Linked DNA regions of Homo sapiens: regions 1 and 2 are each linked to region 3. The links are chromatin contacts, found by Hi-C or POLR2A ChIA-PET in ENCODE. All regions are on one chromosome and are shown on one strand. The core of a region is the stretch at or near the end of the contact, and the rest is flanking DNA. Distances in the headings are between cores, read along the strand shown. Region 1 holds the start of TRMT10C (tRNA methyltransferase 10C, mitochondrial RNase P subunit). Region 2 overlaps SENP7 (SUMO specific peptidase 7). Region 3 overlaps SENP7 (SUMO specific peptidase 7).

Evidence for each region. A loop is a pair of places that touch in the nucleus more often than their neighbours do. ChIA-PET counts read pairs that join two places held with the same protein, here RNA polymerase II (POLR2A). Pooled maps may share reads with other maps.
Region 1: a map of naive thymus-derived CD4-positive, alpha-beta T cell shows a loop between it and region 3 (4-fold over the local background). The contact joins the promoter of TRMT10C here to the enhancer-like site in region 3. A Hi-C loop is called at or near these places in 2 of 168 maps with a recorded cell type or tissue (CD4-positive, alpha-beta T cell and naive thymus-derived CD4-positive, alpha-beta T cell), 1 of 37 single-sample maps with no recorded cell type and 8 of 50 pooled maps. POLR2A ChIA-PET finds 5 or more read pairs at or near these places in 9 of 52 experiments (CD4-positive, alpha-beta T cell, HepG2, K562 and 6 more).
Region 2: a map of naive thymus-derived CD4-positive, alpha-beta T cell shows a loop between it and region 3 (2.2-fold over the local background). The contact joins two enhancer-like sites. A Hi-C loop is called at or near these places in 1 of 168 maps with a recorded cell type or tissue (naive thymus-derived CD4-positive, alpha-beta T cell) and 4 of 50 pooled maps. POLR2A ChIA-PET finds 5 or more read pairs at or near these places in 1 of 52 experiments (activated CD4-positive, alpha-beta T cell).

The regions. Positions count from the first base shown.
Region 1 is chr3:101,560,527-101,563,226 of GRCh38, reverse strand. It overlaps TRMT10C (tRNA methyltransferase 10C, mitochondrial RNase P subunit), which reads right to left and starts at 1,359. Exons shown (of 2, transcript NM_017819.4): 1 at 1,224-1,359. RefSeq lists enhancers at 1,224-1,293, 1,304-1,373.
Region 2 is chr3:101,378,737-101,381,436 of GRCh38, reverse strand. All of the region lies in intron 6 of SENP7 (SUMO specific peptidase 7), which reads left to right. Among named protein-coding and RNA genes, the nearest start is that of IMPG2, 60 kb to the right of the region's middle. Within about 2 kb of position 1,321, at least 3 of the 41 ENCODE cell types and tissues checked have a DNase peak (open chromatin) inside an H3K27ac peak, as active enhancers do.
Region 3 is chr3:101,465,691-101,468,390 of GRCh38, reverse strand. The region is part of intron 3 of SENP7 (SUMO specific peptidase 7); the gene reads left to right. Among named protein-coding and RNA genes, the nearest start is that of SENP7, 46 kb to the left of the region's middle. RefSeq lists enhancers at 749-1,295, 1,296-1,843. Within about 2 kb of position 1,315, at least 6 of the 41 ENCODE cell types and tissues checked have a DNase peak (open chromatin) inside an H3K27ac peak, as active enhancers do; they include CD4-positive, alpha-beta T cell, where a contact is called at or near this core.

The sequences.
Region 1 (2,700 bases), core at 110-2,609, 95 kb before region 3:
GAAGAATCGCTTGAATAAGGGGGGCGGAAGTTGCAGTGAGCCGAGATTTTGCAACAAAATCTGTTGCAGTGAGCGACAGAGTAAGACTGTCTCAAAACAACAAAAACAAACAAAAAACACCTCAAACGCAACAAATCGAAATAACCCCTCTACCTTTGCTTCACAATCTGATCCTCCTTCAATGTTCTGTTTCAAGGGATATTGCTATCCATTGGTATTGTTCCCAACATATATTTCTAAGCTTATTGCGGCCAGGTCAGCAGCATCTCTAGCTATTCTTCACCTCACACTTCAAGTATTCCACCATTACTTTTCACAGCACTCTGGTGCCTATGACAGTACTTCTAACACTGCACTGTAATTGCCTGGTTATCTATTTGCCTCACTAGATGGTAAGGACTAACTAGTGTCCATGAGGACAAGGACTTTGTCTATAATGTTAACATTGAATCCAATGCTTGACAGTATTTGGCTCACAGTAATCACGCAAATATTTTTCTAATACCCTAGATCGATGCTTCCTTCATTAAAAAAAAAAAAAAGAAAAAAAAAGTTCAGCCTCCCTTTATTATTTTTTTTGAGACGGAGTCTCGCTCTGTCACTCCAGGCTGGAGTATAGTGGCGCGATCTCGGCGCAAGCTCCGCCTCCCAGGGTTCACGCCATTCTCCTGCCTCAGCCTCCCGAGTAGCTGGGACTACAGGCACCCGCCACCACGCCCGGCTATTTTGTATTTTTAGTACAGACGGGGTTTCACTGTGTTAGCCAGGATGGTCTCGGATCTCCTGACCTCGTGATCCGCCCACCTCGGCCTCTCATTGTGCTGGGATTACAGGCGTGAGCCACCGCGCCCGGCTCAGCCTCCCTTTAAAGAGAAAACAATTTACTTTAGAATCCCGGAAATATTTAACTGGGGTCCCCAGGCCCCAATCTAATAAACATTGATTTCAGAAGGAGTTTTAAAAGTTTTATTCTTGTAACTGGCAAGGACTTAGAATACCACAGAAATGAAAACCCCAATTGTAAAAAGCAATCAAGTACATCATTTCAGGAACCACTGATTTTGTTTCAGGTACTGTACTAGTTATAGTTTATTAAAATCACTGGGCTTCCTCTTACCCGTGGGCCTTCCGAACGCACATGCTCCACTAAGTGCATCTTGGAACGTCTCCGGCGTCCTCCCACCCCCAACACACACATTAGGCGAAAGAAGAAACTCGCTTACCAGGAGTGCAGAGATAGTGGTTCCCGCTGGCGCAAAGAACAGGGACCCTGGAGGACGAAGGACTCCGACGTACGGACGCCCAGGGATCCGCGCCGAAGCTAGCACGCAGCCTACCCAACAGTCTACACAGCCGACCAGAGCGGTCGCTGGGGCTCAGCCGGAAGTTCCGCCCTCTCCCTTCCGGCGCTGCTTTTTACGTCACAGCACGCAAAGAACGCTTTCTTGGCTAAAAGAAGCGCCTTAGAGGAGACGGCTGTCAGTAGGCAACTGGGTACTCGAAGACTACGCTCTCAGTTGTCACGGAGTTGTAGCTGTGTTGTGTTGTGTTTTCCTCCATATATCCTAAAAACTTCTTCTGGGCCGGGCCAGTTGGCTTACGCCTGTTATCCCAGTGCTTTGGGCGGCCGAGGCGGGCGGATCACTTGGGGTCAGGAGTTTGAGACCAGCCTGGCCAACATAGTGAAACCCCGTCTCTACTAAAAATACAAAAATTAGCCAGGTGTGGTGGCGCGCGCCTGTAATCCCAGTTGCTCGGGAGGCTGAGGCAGGAGAATCGCTTGAACCTGGGAGGCGGAGGTTGCGGTGAGCTGAGATCGCGCCACTGCACTCCAGCCTGGGCGACAGAGCAAGACTCTCTGTCTCAAAAAAAAAAAAAAAAAAAAAAAAAAACTGTTTCTAATCCTCTTTTCAACCTACTCTCTGTTTGGGCCCTGTATTTATAAACATTTGCTGACAGAGTACTAAAATAAAGTATGTTTTTTTCACACGTCTTCTTACTCAGCTTCAAACTCCTTGACGCTAGGACTTTAAACTCCTAATCTTTTTGACCAGTTTATCACCAGTACCTGGCACTATGCTTGGAACGTGATAAGCCACGGTAAGTTTCTGTCTCCTCCTAGCTCATTTGGAAAGTTTAATGTGAAATGAAATTAAAACACATTTGTAAATTGGTGGCCTTTGGGGCCAATTCAGCCTCCACATATATTTGTAACCAAACACAGAATGAACATATTCTGCAGCCATTCTACTCCTAGTAATATACCCAAAGAAATTGAAAGCAGAGACACAAACAGACACTTGTACTCTAATGTCATTGTAGCATTATTGATAATAACCAAAAGGTGGAAGCAACCCAAATATCCATGAACAGATGAATAGATTAAAAAATGTTGCATGTACATACAATGGAATATTATTCAGTCTTAAAAAGGAATGAAGTTCTGATACATGGTACAACATGGATAAACTTTGGAGGCATTATACACTGAGATAAGCCAGGCACAAAAGGACAAATATTGTATAAGTCCACCTATATGAAGTGCCTAGAATAGTCAAATCATAAAGAAAGAAAGTAGAATAGTGTTTACCAGGGGCTGGGGAAAGGGAAGAATGGGCAGTTACTGTTTAATAGGTATGAATTTTCAGTATGGGATGATGAAAAAGTTCTGGAGATGGATAGTAGTGATGGTTGTACAAG
Region 2 (2,700 bases), core at 72-2,571, 87 kb after region 3:
ATGATTATAATCATGAAAAATAGTGTTATTTTTATTCATTTCACACTATCCTCTTTTGATATTAATCTTTACTTTAGGCCTATGAGATAGATAGGAGAGCAGTTAATATTTCTATTTTATAAATGTGGAAACTTTTTGAGGTTCAAAGAGATTAAGTGGCAGAGGTAGAACTATAACACAGGTCTAATATATATGAGATGCATTTAAGTTAAAAAACATAATGTTAAAATAAACACCCAAATGTTCACCTTCTATTAAAAAATAGACTATTATCAGCATCACCGAAGCCTTCTGTGTTCCCCACTTTGCCCATTCTGTCCCATTCCCATGCATTCGCCTTAGAATTAACCACTTTTCTGAATTTTAAGTTTTATATAATTGTGAACTTTAGAAAAATGATTCAGGTTACTGAACAATATGTATTACATGGCATGCATTTTTTTTGCCTAACATTTTTGTGAGATTCATTCATGTTGATGCATAGAGCTAGAGATCATCCAGTTTTACTTATGTATTTATTGTATTAATATTAAAAATAGATCTACCTACTTTTTATTGATGGAGTTTGGATTGTATCCAGTTTTTTTTCTCTCATAAACAATGCTCCTTTGGACATTTTCATTTTATATGTGTTGCCAGTAAATAGTATGTATCTGGATACTTCTCTTTTTACATTCAGTCTACATTTATTTTTAACTATAAGGCATAGTCTGTTTATATTTTATACTACTATTTTTCTTTATGCTTTTTATTTGGTCTGCTTGACTTTTTTTCCTTTCTTGTATTTTTTTTTTTTTTAGAGATAGGTCTTGCTATGTTGCCCAGGCTGGAGTGCAGTGGCTATTTACAGGCATGATTATAGTGCACTACAGCCTTGAACTCCTGGCCTCAAGTCAGCCTTCGAAGTAGCACACTATAGGTGTGCACCACTGTGCCCCACCCATTCTTGTATTTTAAAAATTAGTTATGTTTTGTTTTGTGTGTGTGTGTGGGGGGGGGGGCGGTGGTTTGCTTTACGTTCTAGAAGATTTAGACTCTTTCTATTTTTAAATAGTTTTCTATAAATTATAATATACTTGATAGACCTATCAAAGTCCAAAGTTAATTAGTATCTGTGTTCTCATTTTGAATAATAGGGACTTTAATCTATTTTAAGTACATTCACATTATTGTACAACCATTACCACCATTCATTTTCAGAACTTTTTTCATTTTTACCAAACTGAAACTCTGTATCTATGAAACAGGAACTCCTCATTCCTCTCTCCCCCTAAACCCTGACAGCCACCATTCTACTTTCAGTTTCTATGATTTATTTCATGACCCTAAGTACCTTAAATAAGTGGAATCACAGTATTTGTCCTTTGCTAACTGACTTATCTCGCTTAGCATAGTGTCTTAAAAGTTCATCTATGTTGCAGCATGTGTCAGAATGTTCTTCCTTTTTAAGGCTGACTATATTCCATTTTATGTATCAACTAAATTTTGTTCTATTCATCTGTTGATAGATAGTGGTGTTGCTTCTACATTTTGGCTATTGTGTGTAATGCCATTATGAACATGGGTGTTCAGTGTGTGTTTGTATCTCTCCTTTAAGTTCTTTTGGGTATATATCCAGAAGTAGAAGTGCTGGATCATATGGCAATCTATTTTTAGCTTTTTGAGGAAACATCATACTATTATTCATAGTGGCTGCACCATGTTACATTGCCACCAGCAGTGCACAAGGGTTCCAGTTACTCCATATCTCGCCAATACTTGTTTTCGTTTTTTTGATAATAACCATCCTAATGCATGTGAGGTGGAATCTCATTGTGATTTTGATTTTCATTTTCCTAATGAATAGTGATATTGAACATCTTTTCGTGTTGTTGGCCATTTATATGTCTTCTTTAGAGAAATGTTTATTCAAGTACTTTGCCTGCTTTTGAATTGGATTTTTTTTGTAAGTTGTAGGATTTCTTTATATATTCTGGATACTGATCCCTTAATAGATATGGGATTTGCAAATATTTCGTCTCATTCTGTGGGTTGCCTTTTTACTCTGATGAAGTCTACGTAATCTGTTTCTTTAGTTGACTGTGCTTTTGTTGTCATATTCAGAAATGTTAACAAATCTAATGTGAAGATTTTCCCCTATGTTTTCTTCCAAGAATTTTCAAAATAGCTTTATGCCTTATGCTTAGGTCTCTGATCCATTTTGTGTTAATTATTGTATATGGTGTTAGGTAAGGGTACAGATTCATTGTTTTGCATGTGGCTATTCAGTTTTTCCAGCATCATTTGTTGAAAAGGCTGCCCTTTCCTCATTGAATGGTCTTGGTACCCTTGTTGAAAATCATTTGACCATGTATTTGAGGGTTTATTTCTGGGATCTCTATTCTGTTCTGTTGGTTTATGTGTCTGTTTTTATACTAGTACCACACTGTTTTGATTACCGTAGCTTTACAGAAAGTTTTGAAATCAGAGAGTATTAATCCTGCAACTTTGTACTTTATTTATTTATTGGTAGGTTTTTTTTCTCTGAACACTTAAAAGATTTCACTCCACAGTGTTCTTACTTGCATGGTTTCTGAGAAATGAGATACAATTCTTGTCTTTGTTTTTCTATAGTTAAGGGCTTATTTTTTTCTGGATTTTATTAACTGTTTTTAAATCTTTGATTTTTTTGCAGTTTAATATGATATGCCTAGGTGTTAT
Region 3 (2,700 bases), core at 66-2,565:
GGGTTGCTCTTCTCACAGAGTATCTTTGTGGTGTTCTCTGTATTTCCTGAATTTGAATGTTGGCCTGCCTTGCTAAGTTGGGGAAGTTCTCCTGGATAATATCCTGAGGAGTGTTTTCCAACTTGGTTACATTCTCTCCATCACTTTCAGGTACAGCAATCAAATGTAGATTTGGTCTTTTCACATAGTCCCATATTTCTTGGAGGCTTTGTTTGTTTCTTTTTACTCTTTTTTCTCTAACCTTGTCTTCTTGCTTTATTTCATTAATCTGATCTTCAATCACTGATACCCTTTCTTCCACTTGACTGAATTGTCTATCGAAGCTTGTGCATGTGTCACGAAGCTCTCGTGCCATGGTTTTCACCTCCATGAGGTCATTTAAAATCTTCTCTACACTCTTTATTCTAGTTAGCCATTTGTCTAATGTTTTTTCAAGGTTTTTAGCTTCCTTGCGATGGGTTCAAACATCCTTCTTTAGCTTGGAATAGTTTGTTATTACTGATCTTCTGAAGCCTATTTCTGTCAGCTCGTTAAAGTCATTCTCCATCCAGCTTTGTTCCGTTGCTGGTGAGGAGCTGTGATCCTTTGGAGGAGACGAGGTGCTCCGATTTTTAGAATTTTCAGCTTTTCTGCTCTAGTTTCTCCCCCTTTGTGGTTTTATCTACCTTTGGTCTTTGATGTTGGTGACCTACAGATGAGGTTTTGGTGTAGATGACCTTTTTGTTGATGTTGATGCTATTCCTCTCTGTTTGTTAGTTTTCCTTCTAACAGTCAGGTCCCTCAGCTGCAGGTCTGTTGGAGTTTGCTGGAGGTCCACTCCAGGCCCAGTTTGCCTGGGTATCACCAATGGAGGCTGCAGAACAGCAAATATTGCAGAAGAGCAAATATTGCTGCCTGATCCTTCCTCTGGAAGCTTCGTCCCAGAGGGGCAGCCACCTATATGAGGTGTCTGTCATCCCCTAATGGGAGGCGTCTCCCAGTTAGGCTACACTGGGGTCATTGACCCACTTGAGGAGGCAGTCTGTCTGTTCTCAAAGCTCAAACGCTGTGCTGGGAGAACCACTGCTCTCTTCAGAGCTGTCAGACAGGGACGTTTACATCTGCAGAAGTTGTCTGCTGCCTTTTGTTCAGCCATGCCCTGCCCGCAGAGGTGGAGTCTAGAGGCAGTAGGCCTTGTTGAACTGTGGTGGGCTCTGCCCTGTTCTAGCTGCCCGGCCACTTTGTTTACCTACTCAAGCCTCAGCAATGGCGGATGCCCCTCCCCCAGCCAGGCTGCCGTCTTGCAGTTTGATCTCAGAGTGCTGTGCTAGCAGTGAGCAAGGCTTTGTGGGCGTGGGACCTGCCGAGCCAGGCACGGGGAGAGAATCACCTTGTCTGCTGGTTGCTAAGACCTTGGGAAAAGTGCAGTATTTGGGCGGGACTGTCCCATTTTTCCACGTAGCCTGTCACAGCTTCCCTTGGCTAGGAAAGGGAAGTCCCCTGACTCCTTGCACTTCCCGGGTGAGGCGACTCCCCGCCCTGCTTCAGCTTGCCCTCTGTGAGCTGCACCTACTGTCCAGCCAGTCCCAGTGAGATGAACCAGGTACCGAAGTTGGAAATGCAGAAATCACCCATCTTCTGCGTCAATCATGCTGGGAGCCGCAGACTGGAGCTGTTCCTATTTAGCCATCTTGGAATGCCCGATTTTGTGGCTTTTTGTAGTGATAACATGTGACTCCATTCTCTGTCTTATTTGTGTGTCTGCTCTACTATTGAGTTTTATACTTTTGTGTGTTTCTTTGAGAGTTTTAAGACTCTATTAAGCATTTTTGTAGTGTAGTGTGATAAATTCCCTTAGCTTTTGCTTGTCTGGGAAAGATGTTATTTGTCCTTCATTTTTGAAGGATAGGTTTGTGGATCTGGTATTATTGACTGACATTTTATTTTCAGCACTTGTAATATATCATCATATGCCTGTAAGGTTTCTGCTGAGAAATTTGTTTTTAATCTTATGGGGATTTTCTTATGTGTGATTTGATATTTTTCTTGCTATTTTTAGAATTGTGTCTTTGACTTTTCACAGTTTGACTATGATATACCTTGTAGAAGCCTTTTATGGATTGAATCTATTTGAGGAATTTTGTACTCCTGTATCTTCATGTTTTTGTCTTTTGCAAGACTTGGGAAGTTTTCAGCTATTATTTTTTTCAAATGTTTTCTTCCATTTCTCTTTCTTCTGAAACTCCCATAATTTGAATATTTGGTCGCTTTATGGCATCTCATATGTTATGTAGGCTTTCTTCATTTTTTAAAGTTGTTTTTTACTGTTATGTCTGAATGGGTTATTTTTTTAAAAATCTGTTTTCAAGTTCAGAAATTCTTCTGCTTAATTTTGTCTATTGTTGAGGCTCTCAACTGTATTTTATATTTCATTGAAATCTTCAGTTGTAGGACGTTTTAAATGATATCAATCTTTGTTGAATTTCTAATCGAGATCATAAATTGTTTTCATAATTTTTTGGATTATTTACTTTTTAAAAAATATCTCACTTAGTTTCTTTTGTATCAGAATTTTGATTTTTTTTCCAGCATTCCATACATTTCCTTTTCTTATGGGTCTCTTATTGGAAAATTATTTTGTTTCTTTGGAGGTGTCTTGTTTCCTTGCTTTTTCATGTTTCTCATGTCTTTTTGTTAGTGTCTGTGTTTATTTCAACAGCT